2 separate regions of the Homo sapiens genome follow, and region 1 is linked to region 2. The links are chromatin loops, found by intact Hi-C in ENCODE. Cell type or tissue: A673. All regions are shown on one strand. Each heading gives the region's core, and the rest is flanking DNA. Links, peaks and the distances in the headings are about the cores only.

Region 1 (10,576 bases), core at 2,888-7,887, 460 kb after region 2:
ATAAAGAACTTACACAAATGAAAAAGACTTGACTCAATTTTTATTTTTATTTTTATTTATTTTTTGAGTTGAGGTCTTACTCTGTGGCTCACACTGGAGTGCAGTGGTGCAGTCTTGGCTAGCTGTAACCTCTGCCTCCCAGGCTCAAGCGATCCTCCCACCTCAGCGTCCTGAGTAGCAGGGACTACAGGTGCATGCCACCATGCCCGGCTAATTTTTGCATTTTTTGTAGAGACAGGGTTTTGCCATGTTGCTCAGGCTGGTCTTGAACTCCTGGACTCAAGCTATCTGCCTGCCTCGGCCTCCCAAAGTGCTAAGATTATAGGCATGAGCCACTGCGCCTGGCTGGACTTATAATTTTTAAAAAGACCCCTGATAAAAGAAGAAAAATACTTTTCTTCTTTTGGCCAATAAACATTTGAAAGGATGTTCAACCCCAATAGTAATTAAAGAAACAACTGTAAACAAAGATGATGTATTATTTTTCATTTATCAGTCCACCAAAGATAACTAGTTCCTGAGAATACGTGGTAAGAATATAAATTGCTATATTTCTGAAAGCAGTTTGTCAATTAAAAAGTATATGTACACTTTTGTCCAGCAATTCTATCTTTAGGAATTTATTTTAAGGGAATTACGAGGTGCTCAATGGTGTTTACAAAAGTATTGTTTATTGATGGAAAAATTGGAAACAACTTAAATGGGGATTTGGTTTAATTATCGTGTAACCATTCAGTGGAATACTATGTATGTGTTAAAATGACTGTACATCTGAACTTACTGCTGCAGAAAGATGTCCAAGATGTGCTAAAAGAGATACAGACAATGAGTAAATGAATGAATATGCGTAGAAAAATATGGAAACATATAAACCATGTTAATTGTGTTTTTCTGTATTTAGAGGGATTATGGCTGATCTTTTATTTTCTATTTATTTTTCTTGAAGTTTTAAAATAAGTATATAACCCGAATAAATAGAAGGAAAAAAAAAAAGCCTGTTCCCCAAAAGTGAAATTGGTTGTGGCAAAAATAAAACGTGTGTTCTATTGTGCTGTCTTTTGTAGTTACCAAAAATGATTTCAAATTAGAGTAGAAATATTACATAAACTGTAATTTATGAAATGGATCTGAAAAACATAAGAGAAATGATCAGTTAATAGTGTAACTTTTTTTTTTTTTTTTTGAGACAGGGTCTCTTGCTCTGTTTCCCAGGCTGGAGTGCAGTGGTGCAGTCTTGACTCACTGCAGCCTCCCCCTCTGGGGTTCAAGCAATTCTTATGCCTCAGCTGCCTGAGTAGCTGGGATTACAGGCACCCACCACCACAACTGGCTAATTTTTGTATTTTTAATAGAGACAGGGTTTCACCATGTTGGCCAGGCTGATCTTGAACTACCGACCCCAAATGATCAGCCCACCTCGGCCTCCCAAAGTGCTGGGATTACAGGTGTGAGCCACTGCGCCCAGCCAATAATCGTGTAACATTTAAGAAGGCAAAAAGTAGAGCCTTCCATCAGTTTGGTTTACAATGAAAACCAGTTGCTTTAATTTGTCACCTTTCAAAATATGTCTTTCATTAGCCCTTAATCATTGGCAAGTTCTCACATGGAGCCTATCGGGGGGAGATGGGAGGTCTTGAACTTCCCTTCCAACCTGCTTTTGTTTTTTTGAGACAAGGTCTCACTCTGTCGCCTAGGCTGAAGTGCAGTGGCACAGTCAGCTCACTGCAGTCGTCTCGACCTCCTGGGCTCAGACAATCCTCCTGCCTCAGCCTCTGAGTAGTAGGGACTGCAAGTATGCACTACCACACCTGGCTAATTTAAAACTTTTTTTTGCAGAGATGGGGTCTCGCTATGTTGCCCAGGCTGGTCTCAAACTCTAGGGCTCAAGCTAATCCTTCCTTCTTGGCCTCTTAAAGGGCTGGGATTACAGGCATGAGCCACCACGCCCTGCCCTAACTCTCTTCTTACTGTTGAACCTAGGGCTCAAGGAGGCTTAGTGACATGTTAGGGATCTGGTAGGGATGCAAGAACTGCATAGGCGCAGAGTCCTTCCTACTCCGCCTGTGCGGGTGGTGTGGGGATGGGAGTATCAGGCCACTTGTTCCCAATATTTCTGTCATGCTGTGCTTGAAAATTTGTCAACAATGACTTGCTCTCTGGATTTAAGTGTTGTCTTTTTTCCTCTCTCTCCAGTCCTACAATGCTAGTTCCTTTGGGAAAATCATCTGATAAGTCACAAATACCTACATTGAGTGAATTTCCCCACATCTTCACCCTTGCAAACACAGAGGAAGGTCGTGTTTCATAGGCATATGCTGGTGTGTGGGACTTGAAGAGGGGAAACAATGCAGTTAGTTGGGGGTCAGTCCAAGAATGAGTCCTTGAACTTCACCATTTTGCTAAGACAGTGAACACAGGTTTTGGGGAGGATGAAATCATAATTTTTGATGCTAGAGCTGTTCACAGCTTTTTCTTTGATGAATGACTCTCGTTCATGTGCTTAAAGATTTTCTTGGTGCTGTGAATTAAAACAGACTTTTGGCTTGAAAGAGTAAATTTATGAGATGTAGCTTGACCCATTTTTATCTTGTACTTTAATTTCTGAGAACCATGACAGTCATATAGTGTGTATCCTCATAGGGAAAAATGGCTTATGTGAGACACGGTGTAATTTGTGCCAGTAAATGAGTAAAAATCTTGTTTTGGTAAAAATCAACTCAATTTTATTTAACATTGATTTTCATTATTAAAGTGCTGCAATCACATTTCAGAAAACTTTAAAAATTGAGAAAAAGGGATGAGATTATTAATATTTTTCTGCAATGCAATGGCATTTTTGTATTATTTCTAGATTTTTTCTTATCTGTCTAAAATATAACAGTTCCAGGGTTGTGGTTTGGCAGAATGTGGCAAATTAAGCAAAACCTTTTCTATTTTCATCTAATCTGCCCCCGAAATGAGCAGTGATCTATTATCTTTACTTTTTGTTTATTTCCTCTTTGGCAAAACTTGTCAGCATATTTAGCAGAAGGTGGAGACAATTTCTTTTCACAGATTTGGATTTAGTAGCAATATCCTAAGTGGATTTTTTCTGCTAAAAGAAATTGTTAGAGTTAAGCTTGGAGGAAATGAATCAAATGTTTCTAAACAATTCTGGGGGATAGTTGAATTCTATTTCCTGACGGTAGGGAAAAAAAAAAAAACTGGCTTTTTTTTTTTTTTTTTTTTTTTTTTTTTTGAGACGGAGTCTCGCTCTGTCACCCAGGCTGGAGTGCAGTGGTGCAATCTCGGAAAACTGGCATTTTTATTCCAGCTCGTTGAATTTTTAACTGGGCTAAGTGTCCCAGACTGGTCTATTCTGTGTTGGTAAACTCTGCCATTTGGCTGTTGTGTTTGGTGGAAGGAAAATATGATCTTGCCTAGTTTGGTTATTCTAAGAGCTTTTTTCCTTCCCTTCAGCCAAGATATGCTATTCCCTTATGCTTATTTTTTTCCATTCTCTTCTTTGCAGAGTACTCGGGTGGAGTTTGACCTGCCAGAATATTCTGTTCGTCGAAGATACCAGGATTTTGACTGGTTGAGGAGCAAACTGGAAGAATCCCAGCCCACTCATCTCATTCCCGTAGGTAGTAAGTCACTACAGCTTGTTTCTCACTTGTCCTGTGTTGTCTTTCCTGAAGGGGTTCACTCAACTCTCATCCCTTAAGTTATACAGACTCACCCAGCAAACATATATAAAACATGTTAACGGACACTGTATACAATACTTCACCTATTAGGTTTTAGTTTCTGATTTGGTATATAGAAAGCCAGTTTTGCGGCTGGCTGGGCTTTCTTTAGCCACAGCGGCAGAAATCTAGCACAGAATCCATTGCCACAGTTTTTCATTTAAAAAACAAGAAACCACCTAACACTGTTTATTGAAGCAACGTGACATTTATCTACTCCAGCGCTTCCATCTGCACAGTTTTTAAAAAACAGAACCAGAGCAAAAGAAATTTAAATCTTTTTTTTTTTTTTTTTTTTGAGACAGAGTCGCACTCTCTTGCCCAGGCAGGTGCGCAATGGCATGATCGCAGCTCACTGCAACCTCCGACTCCCAGGTTCAAGTGGATCACCTGCCCCTACCAGGTTCAAGTGGATCACCTGCCCCAGCCTTCTGGGTAGCTGGGATTACAGGCGTATGCCACCACGCCCAGCTAGTTTTTGTATTTTTAGTAGAGATGGGGTTTTGCCATATTGGCCAGGCTGGTCTCGAACTCCTGATCTCAGGTGATCCACCGACCTCAGCCTCCCAAAGTGCCGGGATTACGGGTGTGAGCCACCGTGCCTGGCCTCAACATTTATATTGAGTACTTTTCTGACTACTTTTGTTAAAAGTAGAAATAATAACGGTTTGGACACCAGATGTTTCTTTGGGCCTTGGGGGCTTTAGAGCAGTTTGAGTCATAAAACTCCTCAGAGGGGCTGATTTATCTTTCAGCAAAAACCTTTGTTGAATGATAACTTCCTAGGACTACCAACTTTCTGTTACTACCGCATCTCCCAGCCTTTTTCCCCCCATGGTTAGAAGAGGCTGTGTATGTTGTGAATGCACTGGCAGTTTTCTCAGTTTTCAGGGTGAAAAGAGCCACGTTGCCAGTACTGTGATAGGAACGATGGCTCTCACCTGGGACTCAGTTCTTTCTCAGGGTATCTCCTTTTTCCTCCACATACTTTTCTGTTCTCCGAGCCTGAAGTTTTGCTTTTTCTGTCTTCTAACCACTTAAAAACATGCCTGAAGAGGAAACAGTAGTTTTTAAACAGTTGGGAATATTCCTTAAAATAGAATCTTAAGGTGGCAAAATAGGCAGTTAGTGAATAATTTTTAAAAAATAAACTGCATTTTAGAACATTATCAGAATTACAGAATTATTGTGAAGGTAGTAGAGAGAATTCTCAAGCCTCACATCCGGTATTAACATTTTATATTAGTGTGGCACTTTTGTCAAAATGAACCAGTCATTATGAAATAAACACCATTATTAACTAAAAGTCTTTTATTCCAAGTTCCTTTTTATTTTTCTTTCTTTCTTTTTTTTTTTTTTTTTTGAGATGAAGTTTACCTCTGTCACCCAGGCTGGAGTGCAGTGGCATGATCTTGGCTCACTGCAACCTCTGCCCCCGGAGTTCAAGCGATTCTTCTGCCTCAGCCTCCTGAGTAGCTGGGATTACAGGTGCACACCACCATGCCCAGCTAATTTTTGTATTTTTAGTGGAGATGAGATTTCAGCATGTTGGCCAGGCTGGTCTCAAACTCTTGATCTCAGGTAATCCTCCCACCTCGGCCTCCCAAAGTGCTGGGATTACAGGTGTGAGCCACCACGCCCGGCCCAAGTTCCTTTTTTCTGTTCCAGGATCCTACCCAGGATCCCACATTTTATTTAGCAGTCATGTCTCCTTAGGCTCTTCTTGGTTGTAACAGTTTGTCAGGCTTTCCCTTTTTTGGATGACCATGACTGTTTTGAGGAGTACTAGTCAGGAATTTTGTAGACTTGTCCCTCAGTTGACATTTGTCTGACGGCTTTCCCAATCGGGGTAATGTGTTTGGGGAGGAAACCACAGAGGCAAGCTGCCACCCTCATCACCTATCCAGGGCACGTGCTGTCAACAGTGTGCCTCACCATTGATGTGAACCTCCATCGCCTGACTTGAGGTAGTGCTGGTCAGCTTTCTTCACTGTACAATTACTCTTTCTCCCAGCCTTTTTGTACTGTACTCTTTGGAAGAAAGTCACTGTTTATTTATAGCCCACACCATGCATCAGGGAGCTGCCCTCCTGGCAGCTGGTGCCTGTGAGGTTGATACTGGAAGCGCAAAGGTAAGACAGTGACACCTGCTGGTTGAAACATAGTGTCTACTCTTCCATAGACACTAGAAGAGAATGGAAGAATTTCCGGAATGCCCAAAGTGGATCCAGAATATCTTTAAGTGTGGTTTCTGATGGTCTGGATAGAAGCAGTTGGTAGGAAGCTACTTTAGAAACAAGCAGAAACTTAATTTTTTTTCATAAATTCTTGGTACTTGCATATCTGGAGTGGAGATTTAATATGGGAGAGCCTCTCTGATTTAAGTATGAAAGTCAAACCAGCAACCAACCCCCCTCATCCGCTACAAAAAAATTTTATAGTAGCTTTGCTAGGAGGTGTCTGTCTGTTATTTAAGTGTCATCTTTGGGAGGAAGAGAGGATGGGATGAGAAGGTTATAAGGAAGACAAAGGACCCCTGCCTTGGGGAACTTATTATCAGTTGGAGACCCAGCAAACATGCAGAAATGTTCATTTCCCTTTTTAAGAAAGGATTTATTGAGATTATATAACATATAATTCACCCATTTAAAATGTACAATTCAAAGGCTTTTAGTATATTCATAAAATTGGACAACCATCAGCATTATCCATTTTCAAATCTTTTTATCACCCCAAAAAGAAACCTCACATCCCTTAGCTGTCACTTACAAACACTGTATATCTCCCAGCCCCTGGCAACCACTCATGTACTTTCTACAGATTTGCCTATTCTGGACATTTCATGTAAGTGAAATGATACACAACGTGATTTTTTTTGTTACTGGGTTTTTTCACTTAGCATATTTTCAAGGTTCATCCATGTTGTAGCATATATTAATATTTAATTCCTTTTTATTGCCATATAATATTCTAGTTTATGGATAATACCACATTTTGTCTATTCACCCTTGATGGACGTTTTGGTTGTTTCACCTTTTGGCTATTATGAGTAATGCTGCTGTGAGCGTTCATGTACAAGTTTTTCTGTGGACATGTTCCCATTTTGGGGGGGGTGTATTCTTAGGAATGTAATTGTTGAATCATACATAACTCTATAATTGGCCTTTTGAGGAACTGCCAGACTGTTTTCAAAAGTGATGACAGCAACTTACATTTCCACACGCGATGTATAGGAGTTTCTCCACATCTCCATCAATGCTGTTACTGTCTGTCTTTTGGATTGTAGCCATTCTACTGGATGTGCAGTGCTATCTCATTGTGATTTTAATTTGTATTTCCCTAATGATGTTGAGCATCTTTTCATGTGCTTTTGGGCATTTGCATATCTTCCTTGGAGAAATATCAATTAAGATCCATTGCCCATTTAAAAATTGGGGTGCCTTTTCATCCTTAAATTTTCATAGTTCTTTTTTCAAATTTTATATATATGTGTGTATATATATATGTGTGTTTGTATATATGTGTATATATGTGTGTGTGTATATGTGTGTATATATATGTGTGTGTATATAATTTTTTTTTTGAGGCGGAGTCTCGCCCTGTCACCCAGGCTGGAGTGCAGTGGTGTGATCTCGGCTCACTGCAAGCTCCGTCTCCCGGGTTCACGTCATTCTCCTGCCTCAGCCTCCCTAGTACCTGGGACTACAGGCGCCCGCCACCATGCCTGGCTAATTTTTTGTATTTTTAGTAGAAACAGGGTTTCACCATGTTAGCCAGGATGGTCTCCATCTCCTGACCTCGTGTTCCGCCTGACTTGGCTTCCCAAAGTGCTGGGATTACAGGCTTGAGCCACTGCGCCCAGCCCCATTATATGTATAAAATTTTAAGAGGCAGGAATGTTGTTTTGTCACCCAGGCTGGAGTGCAGTGGTATGATCACAGCTCACTGCAGCCTCGACCTCCCAGGATCAAGCGATTCTCCCACCTCAACCTCCTCAGGTATGTGTCACCATGCCTGGCTGGTTTTTAATTTTTTTTTGTAGAGACAAGGTGTCACTGTGTTGCCCAGGCTGGTCTTGAACTCTTGGGCTCAAGTGATCTTCCCACCTCAGCCTCTCGAATAGCTGGGACTACAGGCACCCTATGCCATCATGCCTGGCTAATTCTTTTTTTGGTAGAGACAGAGTCTTGCTATGTTGCCCAGGCTGGTCTCAAACTCCTGGCCTCAAGGGATCCTCCTGCCTTTGCCTTCTAAAGTGCTGGGATTACAGGCATGAGCCACCGCGCCTGGCCAAGAGTAACCATATGTTCTTAAAATGCCTTCTTGGAACCAGAAGTATGCTGGTTGTATATGTTTGTCATCTCATAACAGCAGTTCACTGTGTTTTTCTTCATTATGTAATAGTTGGAGCTGCCAGAAAGTCTTCATTATGACTTTTTCCCTCTGTTTTTTTTAAAGCTTTTTTGAGATATAATGGATATACAGAATAGCCTTGCACATATTTAATGCATACGATTCGATAGGCTTGTATGTACCCCTGATACCATCACCACAATCAAGGTAATAAACAGATCCATCACCTTCACAAGTTTTCTTTTGTCCCTTTGCTGTTTTGTTTTGTTTTTTTTTTTTGTAAGAACCTGTAACATAAGATGTACATAATGTGTAACATGAACATGTAACATAAGATCTCTCGTCTTATCACATTTTACAGCATGCAACACCATACAGTCATTCCCCCTTATTTGTGGTTTTGCTTTCCATGGTTTCAGTTACCTGTAGACCAAAAATATGACATGGAAAATTCCAAAAATAAACAGTTCATAAGTTTTACATTGTTTGCTGTTCTGAATAGTGTGATGAAATCTCATGCAGTCCCGCCTAGGACATAAATTATCTTTGTCCGGTGTATCCACGCTGTAGACATTGCCCACCTGTGAGTCCTTTAGTAGCCCTCTTGGTTATCAGGCTGGAGATCACAAGAAGAAGAATGAATACAGTACCATAAGATGTTTTGAGAGAGAAAGAGAAAGGCCAAATCCCCATAACACTTATTACAGAATATTGTTATAATTGTTCTGTTTTATTATTGTGAATCTCTTACTCTGCCTGATTTGCAAACTAAATTTTACTATAGGTATGTATAGGAAAAAACATATACATATATAGGTATGTATATACAGGTGGGAAGTTCACTTGAGCCCAAGAGTTCAAGACCAGCCTGGGCAACACAGTGACACCTTGTTTCTAAATTTTATTATAGGTGTGTATATATAGGAAAAACATAGTATATACAGGGTTCAATACCATCCATGGCTTCAGCATCTGCTGGGGGTCTTGGAATGTATCCCCCTAGGATAAGGGAGGATGACTGTATTGTTAACTATAGGTACCACTTTGTACAGCAGATATCTGGAACAACTTATTTATGTTTTATAACACTAGCTTTATATCCATTGAACAACTCCCCATTTCCCACTCTCCGTACCCCTGGCAACCACCATTCTATTTTCTGCTTCGGTATTTGTTCAGTGGGTTTGACACTTCTGCATTTCCTGGAGCACTAGTTACACAGCAGAGCAATTTCATGATTAGATGGGTGCCCGTATTAGATTTGGAAGATGAAGCAGATACATTGAATAAACACTTGAGTGTTTAATTTTCACTTGGAAATTTAATGTTTACCTCAGTTTTAAGGAAGAAAGCTTTCTGGAAGGATACATTTGTATTATGTCCAAGTTTTCTTTTGAGTAGTAGTAAACTCAGAGGAATTAATGAGAATAAATTTGTAATGCAACAATTTTTTTTTTAATATGAAATAATAAAAACTCCATTTTCTAGTTGGGTTCTTCTTTTTTCTACTGTTAAAAATATACCTGCGTTTAGCTTATTCAATGGATAAGTTAATAAGTATTGAAACATTGGTTCAACTTCCTAATGCTTTGCATTAAACTGGGCTTGGTGATTATTGTTTTTAATCTCTGCACTTGGTGACAAGCTTTTAATCTCTATGCTCCTTTATTTATTTGGTAGTAATTTTTGCTTAGAAGCAGTATTTTCTATTAGTTCGACAAGGGTAGGAGAAATAGGCCTCTGCCATGTAAATATTTAATGTGCACTAAATATTTGTTGAATTGCTTAGAAGAAGCAAGTCATTTGCTGACGAGGAAGTTGGACATTTCAGGATTCAGCAATTGAAAGATTTGTCTAGATTTCCTACCCAGAAATAGCAGCTTTCCATTGACAGTCTACAACAAATATGCTATTGTTTCAGATTATAAAACAGCTTTATAAACTAATATGGAATATAAATGACAGTGCTTTACTAAAGTACTAAGTACTATCTAATATCAGTATTTCAAGATTAAACCCTGAAATATTTAATGGATTATTGTAATACTTTGCAAATAGGATTTTTTTGCAGGATCCAACATATATATGTGTATATTCAGTTTCTAAAAATGTTTTCATTGTAGAAAATATTAACCATATTGAAGAGATTCAGTACGATGAGTCCCGTTGAAACTCCATCACTCAGTTTCAACATTTATCAGCTCATGGCCAATCTTGTTTCATCACTGTCCACTCCCTCACCCCTACACCCAGGTGTTTTTTTTTTTTTAAGTACCTTAAACAACAGAAATTTATTCTCTTACAGCTCTGGAGGTCAAAAGTCCAAAATCAGTTTTAGTGAGCTAATATCAACATATAGGCTAGGGCTGCATTCCACCAGAAGGCTCTAGGGGAGAATTTGTTTGCCTACCTTTTCTAGCTCTTGGGGCTGTCTGCATTCCTTGGCTCATGGCCTCTTTATTTTCAAAGCCAGCAGCATATCTGTCATCATCTCT
Region 2 (10,576 bases), core at 2,277-7,276:
TCAGCCTCCTGAATAGCTGAGACTACGCGCAGGCAGCCATGCTTACTAATTTTTGTATTTTTTATAGAGACAGGGTTTTATCATGTTGCCCAGGCCGGTCTTAAACTCCTGGGTTCAAGCAATCTGCTAGACTCAGCTTCCCAAAGTGTTGGGATTACAGGTGTGAACCACTGCACCCAGCCTGCCAATAGTGTTCTTTATAGCAATTTTTTTTTTCTATACAGGAACCAGTTCAGGATTATGTGTTGCGTTGAATTGTCATTTCTTCTTTATTGCAGCTTCTTAGACTTTCTTTCTATTTTTTTATGACATCGACATTTTTGACTTCTTATTCACCTTGGAGAAGGTGTAAACAACTGGAGCAATTTTGCCTCCAGAGGACATTTGGCAATTTCCAGAGACATTTTTGGTTGACAAAACTGGAAGAGTTGGAGATAGATGGGGTGATGGTTGCACAACAATGTAAATGTACTTAATGCCGTTGAACTGTACACTTCAATATAGTTAAAATGGTAAATTTTATGTTAGGTATGTTTTACAAAAATAAACAAAAAAATTTGGCCAGGCGCGGTGGCTCATGCCTGTAATCCCAGCATTTTAGAAGGCCAAGGCAGGTGGATCATCTGAGGTCGGGAGTTCAAGACCAGGCTGGCCAACGTGATGATACCCTGTCTCTACTAAAAAAAATAAAAAATTAGCTGGGCGTGGTGGCAGGTGCCTTTAATCCCAACTACCCAGGAGGCTGAGGCAGGAGAATTGCTTGAACGTGGGAGGCAGAGGTTGCAGTGAGTAGATACCATGCCACTGTCCTCTAACCTGGGAGACAGTGAGACTCTGTCTCAAAAAAACAAAAACAAACTGGAAGGAGGGTGCCACTGATGCTACTGGCATGTAGTGGGTACAGACCAAGAATGCTGCTAAACATACTCTAATGCACATGACAGCCTCCCACAAAAAATGATTATCCAACCCAAAATGTCAATAGTGCCACGGCTGAGAAATCCTGGTATGAATTATTAGCATAACCTTGCTAAAGGGTATTAAGTGTGTATATCCTCTGAGCAAACAGTCCCAGTTCTAGAAATGTATTCTATGGAGATATGACTAGTGAGCAATGATGTATACACAAAGGCTTTTTATGGCAAATACCATTCATAATAAAGACAAATTTTAAAACCACTTAAATGTCTATCATAACAGCCAGGAAAGTTGGCATGAACCTGTAGTCCCAGCTACTCACTTGAGGCCAAGAGTTCAAGTCCAGCCTGAACATCATAGCAAGACCTCATCTCCAGAAAAAAATGTCAATCACAAATGAGAATGGTAAAATCAATTTGGAGTACATTCACAAAAAGGAAAATGATGCATCTTCTTTTTGGGGGGCACTGGAGCAGGGACAGAGTCTTGCTCTGTTACCCAGGCTGCAGTACAGTGGCACAATCACTATAGCCTCGACCTCCTGGGCTCAAGCGATCCTCCCACCTCAATCTCCTGAGTATATGGGACCACAGGCATGTGCCACTATGCCTAGCTAAAATTTTTATAATTTTTTGTAGAGACAGTCTCCCAATATTGCCCAGGCTGGTCTCAAACGCCAGGACTCAGGGAATCTCCCATCTTAGCCTCTCAAAGTGCTGGGATTACAGGTGTGCGCCACTGCACCTGACCGCATCTACTTTTAAGAAAAGCTTTAGGCTGGGCGCGGTGGCTCATGCCTTAATCCCAGCACTTTGGGAGGCCGAGGTGAGCGGATCACCTGAGGTCAGGAGTTTGAGACCAGCCTGGCCAACGTGGTGAAACCCCATCTTTACTAAAAAATAGAAAAAAAAAATTAGCCGGGTATGATGGCGGGAACCTGCAGTCCCAGATACTTGGGAGGCTGAGGCAGAGAATAGCTTAACCCCAGGAGGCAGAGGTTGCAGTGAGCTGAGATCGCGCCACTGCACTCCAGCCTGAGCGACAGAGCAAGACTCTGTCTCAAAAAGAAAAAAAAGTTTTAGATGTAAACGTGGAAAGATGTTTATAATATACTAGGTAAGCCAAAGACAGGTTTCAGGCTGGGCACGGTGGCTCACACCTGTAATCCCAGCACTTTGGGAGGCCTAGGCAGGTGGATCACCTGAGGTCGGGAGTTCAAGACGAGCCTGGCCAACATGTTGAAACCCCGTCTCTACAAAAATTCAAAAATTAGCTGGGCATGGTGGCAGGTGCCTGTAATCCCAGCTACTCTAGAGGCTGAGGCAGAAGAATCACTTGAACCCGGGAGGCGGAGGTTGCCGGGAGGCGGAGGTTGCCGTGAGCCGAGATCGTGCCATTGCACTCAAGCCTGGGTGACAGGGCGAGACTCCATCTCAAAAAATAAAAACAAAACACCAAAAAAAAAACAAGTTTCAAAACAATACAATATACACATAATCTCACCATGCTTAAAAACTATAAAAATTAATGTAAAGATTTCAAAGTCTTAGACACATGCCAAATGTTAACATGATTATCTCTGAAGGGTAGTATTAAAGAGGAACTTTCAGTTTCTCTAGCTTGTTGGAATCATGAATCAGAAATATATAGACATTAAAATGCAATAATCAGGTTAATATCCAACAGTTACTAATTAAATAATGACTGGCAATAATTCATGGAGCAAGAAAAGGCACAGCTCGGAGTTCTACGCAGAAGGCTTGGTACATTATCAGAAGCAACTACCACCCCTAAAACCCAAAGGAATTTTTTTTTCCAAGACAGGGTCTTGCTCTGTTGCCCAGGCTGGAGTGCAGTGATGCACTTACAGCTCACTGGAGCCTAAAACTCCTGGGCTCAAGCAGTGCTCCCACCTCAGCCTTCTAAGGACCTGGGACTACAAGCATGCACCACCACACCTGGCTTAATTTTTAAATTTTTTTTTGTAGAATCAGGGTGTCACTGTTGCCCAGGCTGGTCTCATACTCCTGGGCTCAAGTGATCCTCCCACCTTGGCTTCCTAAAGTGTTACGATTACAGGCATGAGGTACAGTTTCTGGCTCACAAGGATTTCTCAGGTGATTCTGAGACAGGGTGAGCTGTCTTGTGGGTAAAGGAAATGGAAATTTTTAAGAGATGTGGGACTCTCTCAAAGCCATTGAAATCATCTGCTCTGAGTCACATTATATTGTTGTTGGCCTCTGACCATCAATTTGTAACATTATTTTTCACTGGAGAAGCCTAAAACATCTTAAAACTCAAATGGAAAAATTTCAATGGCAAGTTATAATACGACTAACAGTAGGTTACGATCCATTAATGAGTCACCAAACTTATTTAGTAGGTTAGAATCAACTTTTTTTTTTTAACAAGGCAGACAAGATTCAAATAAAATAGAATAAAAACTTTGTACTGGGTCTGAATAAATAATTTATTTCCTTTTGTGGGTTGTGGTCAAGAAATTGGAAGGTTACTAAATTACACACTTTAAAAAATGGATTATTATGCAAGCTCAGGGTTAGGAGAGTCCTTATTTGATAACTTAAGCTTAAAGTTGTTGTCAGTGTCATATCCTTTAATATTTCAATTTGATCAGGCATTTTCAATCTCCTATATACTTGAAAATTACTTTTTAACATTGGAGAATTAAACTTCATAGACTTTATTTATTTATTTATTTTTTGTTTTTTTGAGACAGAGTCTCACTCTGTTGCCCAGGCTGGAGTGCAGTGGTGAGATCTTGGCTTACTGAAACCTCTGCCTCCTGGGTTCAAATGATTCTCTTGCCTCAGCCTCCCAAGTAGCTGGGATTACAGGCCTCCACCACCATACCTGGATAATTTTTTTGTATTTTTAGTAGATTCGGGGTTTCACCATGTTGGTCAGGCTGGTCTTGAACTCCTGACCTCAGGTGATCTGCCCATCTCGGCCTCCCAAAGTGCTGGGATTACAGGTGTAAGCCATGGCACCCAGCCTAAACTTCATAGACTTTAGAAGCCACAAAACAAGGGAAGATAACTTTGTCCATTTTATGGTAATTTTGAAAACGTTAATAATATAAAATGGATTGGAGTATCATATCCTGTTTTAATGATTCAAAGCATTATTTTCATTAAGACATTTAAATTTCTACCTTATTTTCCTTTTTTGAGAGCTATAGAAAACTTTGTTATTTTTGCCTTAACCCAAGTCAATTATTATATCACAATATTGTTAATAAATTAACATTTTGTGGCATTATACAATTTTGAATTTTAAAATAACAGTGCCACCTGGTGGTGACTCTAAACATGTTTTTATTTCTCTTCGGTATACATACCAAAAAGTGGAATTGCTCTTTTGACTGTGGACATTCGGGAACTAGCAAGTGTGTTTAACCTGAGAGACTGCCAAACTGTTTTTCAAAGCTACTGAACCATTTTATACTTCCACCAGTAACGTATGAGGGTTCTAATTTCTCCACATCCCATCCGACACTTGTTACTTTCCTTTTTTTTATTATAGTCAACCTAGTGGGTGTACAGTGGAATCTCATTGTGGTTTTGATTTGCATTTCCCTAAGTAATGCTATTGAGCATCTTTTCATGTGCTTGTTGCCATTAGTATATCTTCTTTAGAAAATTATCTATTTGGGGACAGGCATTGTGGCTCACACCTGTAATCCCAGCACTTTGGGAGGCTGAGGCAGGAGGATTGCTTGAGTTCAGGAGTTTGAGACCAGCCTAAGCAACATGGCATGACCCTGTCTCTACAAAAAGTATGAGTCTGTAGTCTCAGCTACTCAGGAGGCTGAGAGGGGAGGATAACTGAGAGGGAGAGGTTGAGGCTGCAGTGAGCCATGGTTGCACCTGAGCAACAAAGTAAGACCCTGTCTAGCAAAAGGAAAAGAAAAAATATCTATTCAAATCGTTGCCCATTTTTTAGTTGGGTTGTTCATTTTTCTGTAGCTGTTGTAAGAATTCTGTGTATATATTGGACACTGGAGCCTTATCAGGTATATGATTTATAAGTATTTTTTCTCATTCTCTAGGTTGTCTTTTCACTTTCTTGATAGTGTCCTGGGATGCACAAATTAATTATTTTAATTCTTATGAAGTTCAATGTATCTTCTTTTTTTTCCCTTCTGTGGCTTGTGCTTTTGGTGTCATATTTAAGAATCCATTGTCAAATCCAAGGTCATGAAGATTTACCCTTATGTTTTCTTTCAAGAGCTTTATAATTTTAGCTCCTACATTTAAGGTCTTTGATCCATTTGGGGTTGATTTTTAGAGCCATCTCTTACTCACCATCATGGCCACCATCAGACCCCTCATGAAGCCCAAGATCATCAAAAAGAGGAGCAAGAAGTTCATTCACCACCAGTCAGAACAATATGTCAAAATTAAGCATAACCGGTGGAAACCCAGAGACAACTGCGTTCATAGAAGATTCAAGGGCCAGATCTTGATGCCCAACATTGGTTATAGAGAAGCAATGAAAACACAAAGCACATGCTGCCCAGCGGCTTCTGGAAGTTTCTGGTACGCATTGTCAAGGACTTGGAAGGGCTGCTGACATGCAGAAAATCTTACTGTCCTGAGATAGCTCACAATGTGTCCTCTGGAACTGCAAAGCCATCATGGAAAGGGCAGCCCAGCTGGCCATCAGAGTCACCAGTCGCAATGCCAGGCAGCACAGCAAAGAAAGGGAATAGACAGCTCATGTGCATGTTTTGTGTTGAAATAAAACCATAAAAACTGTGAAAAATTAATTTTCATATAATTTTTGAGATGGAGTCAGGGGGTGGGTCCAAACTCATTCTTTTATGAATAAGAATATCTAGTTAATACGAATATCTGGGGCTGGGCTTGGTAGCACACGCTTGTGATCTCAGAACTTTGGGAATCTGAGGAGGGCAGATCTCTAGAGCCCAGGAGTTCAAGCCCAGCCTGGGCAACATGGTGAGACCTGTCTCTACAAAAAATACCAGCCTGTAGTCCCAGTTACTCGGGAGGCTGAAGTGGGCCGACTGCATGAGCCCAGGAGGTTGAGGCTGCAGTGAGCCAAGATCCACACACCAATGCACCTCAGCCTGGGCTACAGAGCAAAACTGTCACACACACACACACACACACACACACACACACACACACACACAAAGGCTATTCTTGACCTATTAGTCTTGGTATGCTTGCTGAAAATCAATAGAGCATAAGTGTATCAGTTTATTTATTCTATTAATTGATCTATATGTCTATCCCTATGCCAATACCACATGGTTTTTGCTTTTGTTTTGTAATTATTAGACTTGATTTTTTAGAAGAGTGCTAGATTCACAGAAAAATTGAGCAAAAAGTACTGAGAGTTTCCACATACTCCCTCCTCCACCATTAACAGCCCCAGTTGGTATGGTAAATTTGATATAATCAATAAACCAACATTGACATATCATTATCAACCAAAATCCATAGGGTTCACTCTGTGTTGTACCTTCTGTGAATTTTGACAAATATATAATGACATATCTGTAACATTATGGTATCATACAGAATAGTTTTACTGCCCTAAAAATCTTCTGATCTCTGCCTATTGATCCCTCCCTCCTCACTAACTACCGGCAAACACTGATCCTTTTTACTGTCTCCATAGTTTTGCCTCTTCAGAATGTCATATATTTGGAATCATACAGTGTGTACCCTTTCCAGACTGGCTTCTTTCGCTTAGTAATATGCATTTAACTTTCCTCCATGTCACTGTGGCTTGCTAGGTCAGTTCTTTTTTTTTTTTTTTTTTTTTTTTTTTTTGAGACAGGGTCTCACAGTAGCAAGATCTTTAAAAACAGGCAATAAAAGTTTAATTTGATAAGAGAATTTCAAGAAGACAAAAAAAAAGCCCTAGTTATTTGCAAAGCAGAAGAAAAGCAAAAGAGCATACTAACCTTTTATAAGTATTTTGGTAAAGAAAAGTACCAGGGGGCCAGGCACCATGGCTCATGCCTGTAATCCCAGCACTTTGGGAAACCGAGGTGTGTGGATCATTTGAGCCAGGAGTTCAAGACCAGCTTGGGCAACACAGCAAGACCCTGTCTTTACAAAAACTATAAGCCTGTAGAACCAGCTACTCGTGAGGCTGAGGTGGAAGGATAGCTTGAGCCTAGGCGTCTAAGGCTGCAGTGAGCTATGATCACGCCACTGTACTCTAGCCTGTGCAACAGGGCAAGACCCTGTCTCTATTTTTAAAAAATTAAGAAATTTAAAAAAGAAATATTGTGAGAATTAGGAAAATATGACAGAGACACAAAGTGAGGACACATTATTGGAAAAATGGCACCAATTGACTTGCGTGACACAGGGTTGACAGAAATATTCAATTTGTAAAAAATGCATTATCTGTGAAGTACAATAAAGTGAAGCTCCATAAAACAAGGCATACTTACATACATTACCACTAACTAAGTCACTATGTTGTATATTAGATTTCCAGAACTTACTGACCCTATCTAACAGTTTCAGTACCGTGTAATCTACATATCTCCATTCCTCCACCCCCACCACAACCCAGCCTCTGGCAGCCACCCTTCTATTTGCTGCTTCTACGTGTTCAACATTTTTAGATTCCACACATAAGTGAGATCATGCCTTTCTGTGGCTGGCTTATATCACTTAGCATAATGTCTTCCACGTTCATCCATGTTATCACAAATGACAGGATTTCTTTCTTCTTTAAGGCTTAATAGTATTTCATTGTATATGTCTATCTATCTATCTATGTATCTATATATGTATGTATCTATCTATACATATGTCACATTTTCTTTATCCATTCATCCATTGATGGACACTGATATGGTTTGGCTCTGTGATCCCAGGCAAATCTCATCTTGTAGCTCCCATAATTCCCATGTGTTGTGGGAGGGACCCAGTGGGAGATAATTGAATCATGGGGGTGGGTCTTTCCCTTGCTGTTCTCATGAGAGTGAATAAGTCTCATGAGATCTGATGGTTTTAAAAATGGGAGTTTCCTTGCACACACTCTTTCGCTTTGTCTGCTGCCATCCATGTAAGATGTGACTTGCTCCGTCTTGCCTTCCTTCATGACTGTGAGGCTTCCCCAGCCATGTGGAACTGTAAGTCCATTAAACCCCTTTCTTTTGTAAATTGTCCAGTCTTGGGTATGTCTTTATCAGCAGCATGAAAATGGACTAATACAGTAAATTAGTACCAGTGGTGTGGGGTGCTGCTGAAAAGATACCGAAAAATGTGGAAGTGACTTTGGAACCGGTAATAGACAGAGGTTGGAACAGTTTGGAGGGCTCAGAAGAAGACAGGAAAACGTGGAGAAGTTTGGAACTCCCTAGAGACTTGTTGAATAGTTTTGATCAAAATGCTGATAATGATATGGATAATGAAATCCAGGCTGAGGTGGTCTCAGATGGAGATGAGAAACTTGTTGATAACTGGAGCAAAAGTGACTTGGGTGCTGTTACAGGCATTCCATTTTATAAGGGAAGCAGAGTTCTGAAAATTTGCAGCGTGACAATGCGATAGAAAAGAAAATCCCATTTTCTGAGGAGAAATTCAAGCCAGCTGCAGAAATTTGCATAAGTGGCTGGGCACAGTGGCCTGTAATCCCAGCACTTTGGGAGGCCAAGGTGGGTGGATCATGAGGTCAGGAGTTCGAAACCAGCCTGGCCAACATGGTGAAACCCAGTCTCTACTAAAAATACAAAAATTAGCTGGGTGTGGGGGTGCATGCCTGTAGTCCCAGCTACTCAGGAGGCTAAGGCACAATAATTGCTTGAACCCAGGAAGCGGAGATTGCAGTGAGCCAAGACACACCATTGCACTCCAGCCTGGGCAATAGAGTAAGACTCTGTCTCAAAAAAAAAAAATTGCATAAGTAATGAGGAGCTGAATGGTAATTCCCAAGAGAATGGGGGAAATGTTGCCAGGGCATGTCAGAGGTCTTCATGGCAGCCCCTCCCATCACAGGAGGAAAAAATGGTTTCATGAACTGGGTCCAGTGTTCCCAAGCTGTGTGCAGCCTAGGGACTTGGCACCCTGCTTTCCAGCCACTCCAGCCATGGATGAAAGGGGCCAATATAGAGCTTGGGCCATGGCTTCCGAGGGTTCAAACCCCAATCCTCGGAAGCTTCCACGTGGTGGTGAGCCTGCAAGTTCACAGAAGATTTGGGGTTTCTGAACCTCCACCTAGATTTCCAAAGATGCGTAGAAATGCTTGGATGCCCAGGCAGAAGTTTGCTGCAGGGGTGGGCCCTCATGGAGAACCGCTGCTAGGGTAGTGCAGAAGGGAAAGGTAGAATCAGAGCCTCCACACAGTCCTTAGTGGGGCACCACCTAGTGGAGCTGTGAGAAGAGGGCTACCGTCTTCCAGGCCCCAGAATGATAGATCCACTGACAGCTTTCACCATTCACCTGGAAAAGCTGCAGACACTCAATCCTAGCCTGTGAAAGCAGCCAGGAGGGGGGCTATACCCTGTAAAGCCACAGGGGTGGAGCTGCCCAGGACTGTGGGAACTCACTTCTTGCATCAGCATGGCCTGGATGTGAGACATGGAGTCAAAGGTGATCATTTTGGAGCTTTAAGATTTGACTGCCCTGCTTTCTTTGTGGTTACCATGAGCCTAACATAAAATATCTTATCACAGTCTATTTTAAGTTGACACTAGCTTAACTTTCATCACAAGAACTTTGCATTTTAACTTTTCTTCCCACATTTTATGTTATTGATGTTACAATTTGTATGTTGTCTATCCATGACCAAATTATTATAGCTATATTTTAATACATAAAAAAACTTTAGACTACAGTTAAAAGTGATTTATGTACCCCCATTACTATATTAGAGTATTCTGAATTTGACTATTTTTACCCTTACAGTGAATGTTATACTTGCATGTTTTCATTTTGTTAGCTATTATTCTTTTGTTTCAACACAAAGAACTCCCTTTAGCATTTCTTGTAAAGCAGATGTAGTGGTGATGAACTCCCACAGGTTTTTTTGTTTGTGTTTTGGGTTTTTTTGTTTTGTTTTGTTTTTTGGCTAGGTTCTTATCTCCTTTATTTCTGAAGGACAGCATTACTGACCTTCAGAACAGTATAGTATTGTTAGTTGGCAGGTATAGTATTCTTAGTCAGGTATAGTATTGTTAGTTGCCAAGTTTTTTCATCTTTCAACATTTTGAATATATTCCCATGGTTTCCTGGCCTGCAAGGTTTCTACTGAGAAATGCAATGATAATCTTATGATGGTTCCCTTGTATGTAATGAGTTCCTTTTCTCTTGCTGCTTTCAAAATTCTTTCTATCTTTGACTTTGATGATTTGATTATAATGGGCCTCAGTGAAGATCTCTTTATATTTAATCTATTTGGGATTCTTTGGGTTTCATGGATTTGGATGTTCATTTCCCTTCCCAATTTGGGGAGTTTTCTGTCATTGTTTCTTTAAATAAGTTTTCTGCCCCCTTCTCTTTCACTGTTCCTTCTGGAACTCCCATAATGTATATATTAGTTTGTTTGATGATATCCCATGATTCCTGTAGGCTTTCTTCAGTTTTTTTTTCTTTTTGTTCTTTTCATTGTTGTTGTTGAGACGAAGTCTCACTCTGTCACCCAGGCT

Evidence for each region. Hi-C counts contacts between places; a loop is a spot of excess contacts. Peaks named below come from ENCODE experiments on the same cell type or tissue, not always from the same donor. Only the 100,000 strongest peaks of a DNase experiment are listed, where the experiment ranks them.
Region 1: it touches region 2 in a loop (2.4-fold over the local background); 3 of 110 quality-filtered maps call a loop at or near these places.

Annotation. Positions count from the first base shown.
Region 1 is chr9:112,814,194-112,824,769 of GRCh38, forward strand. SNX30 (sorting nexin family member 30) reads left to right here. Exons shown (of 9, transcript NM_001012994.2): 3 at 3,512-3,622. Among named protein-coding and RNA genes, the nearest start is that of SNX30, 69 kb to the left of the region's middle. RefSeq lists a silencer at 3,755-3,804 and an enhancer at 5,595-5,824. In A673, for the core only: a CTCF peak has its summit at 5,885 (motif pointing left); a DNase peak (open chromatin) is centred at 5,858.
Region 2 is chr9:112,357,467-112,368,042 of GRCh38, forward strand. It overlaps a transcript of PTBP3 not described here and the pseudogene RPL32P22. Among named protein-coding and RNA genes, the nearest start is that of HSDL2, 17 kb to the right of the region's middle. In A673, for the core only: a CTCF peak has its summit at 4,219 (motif pointing left); a DNase peak (open chromatin) is centred at 4,235.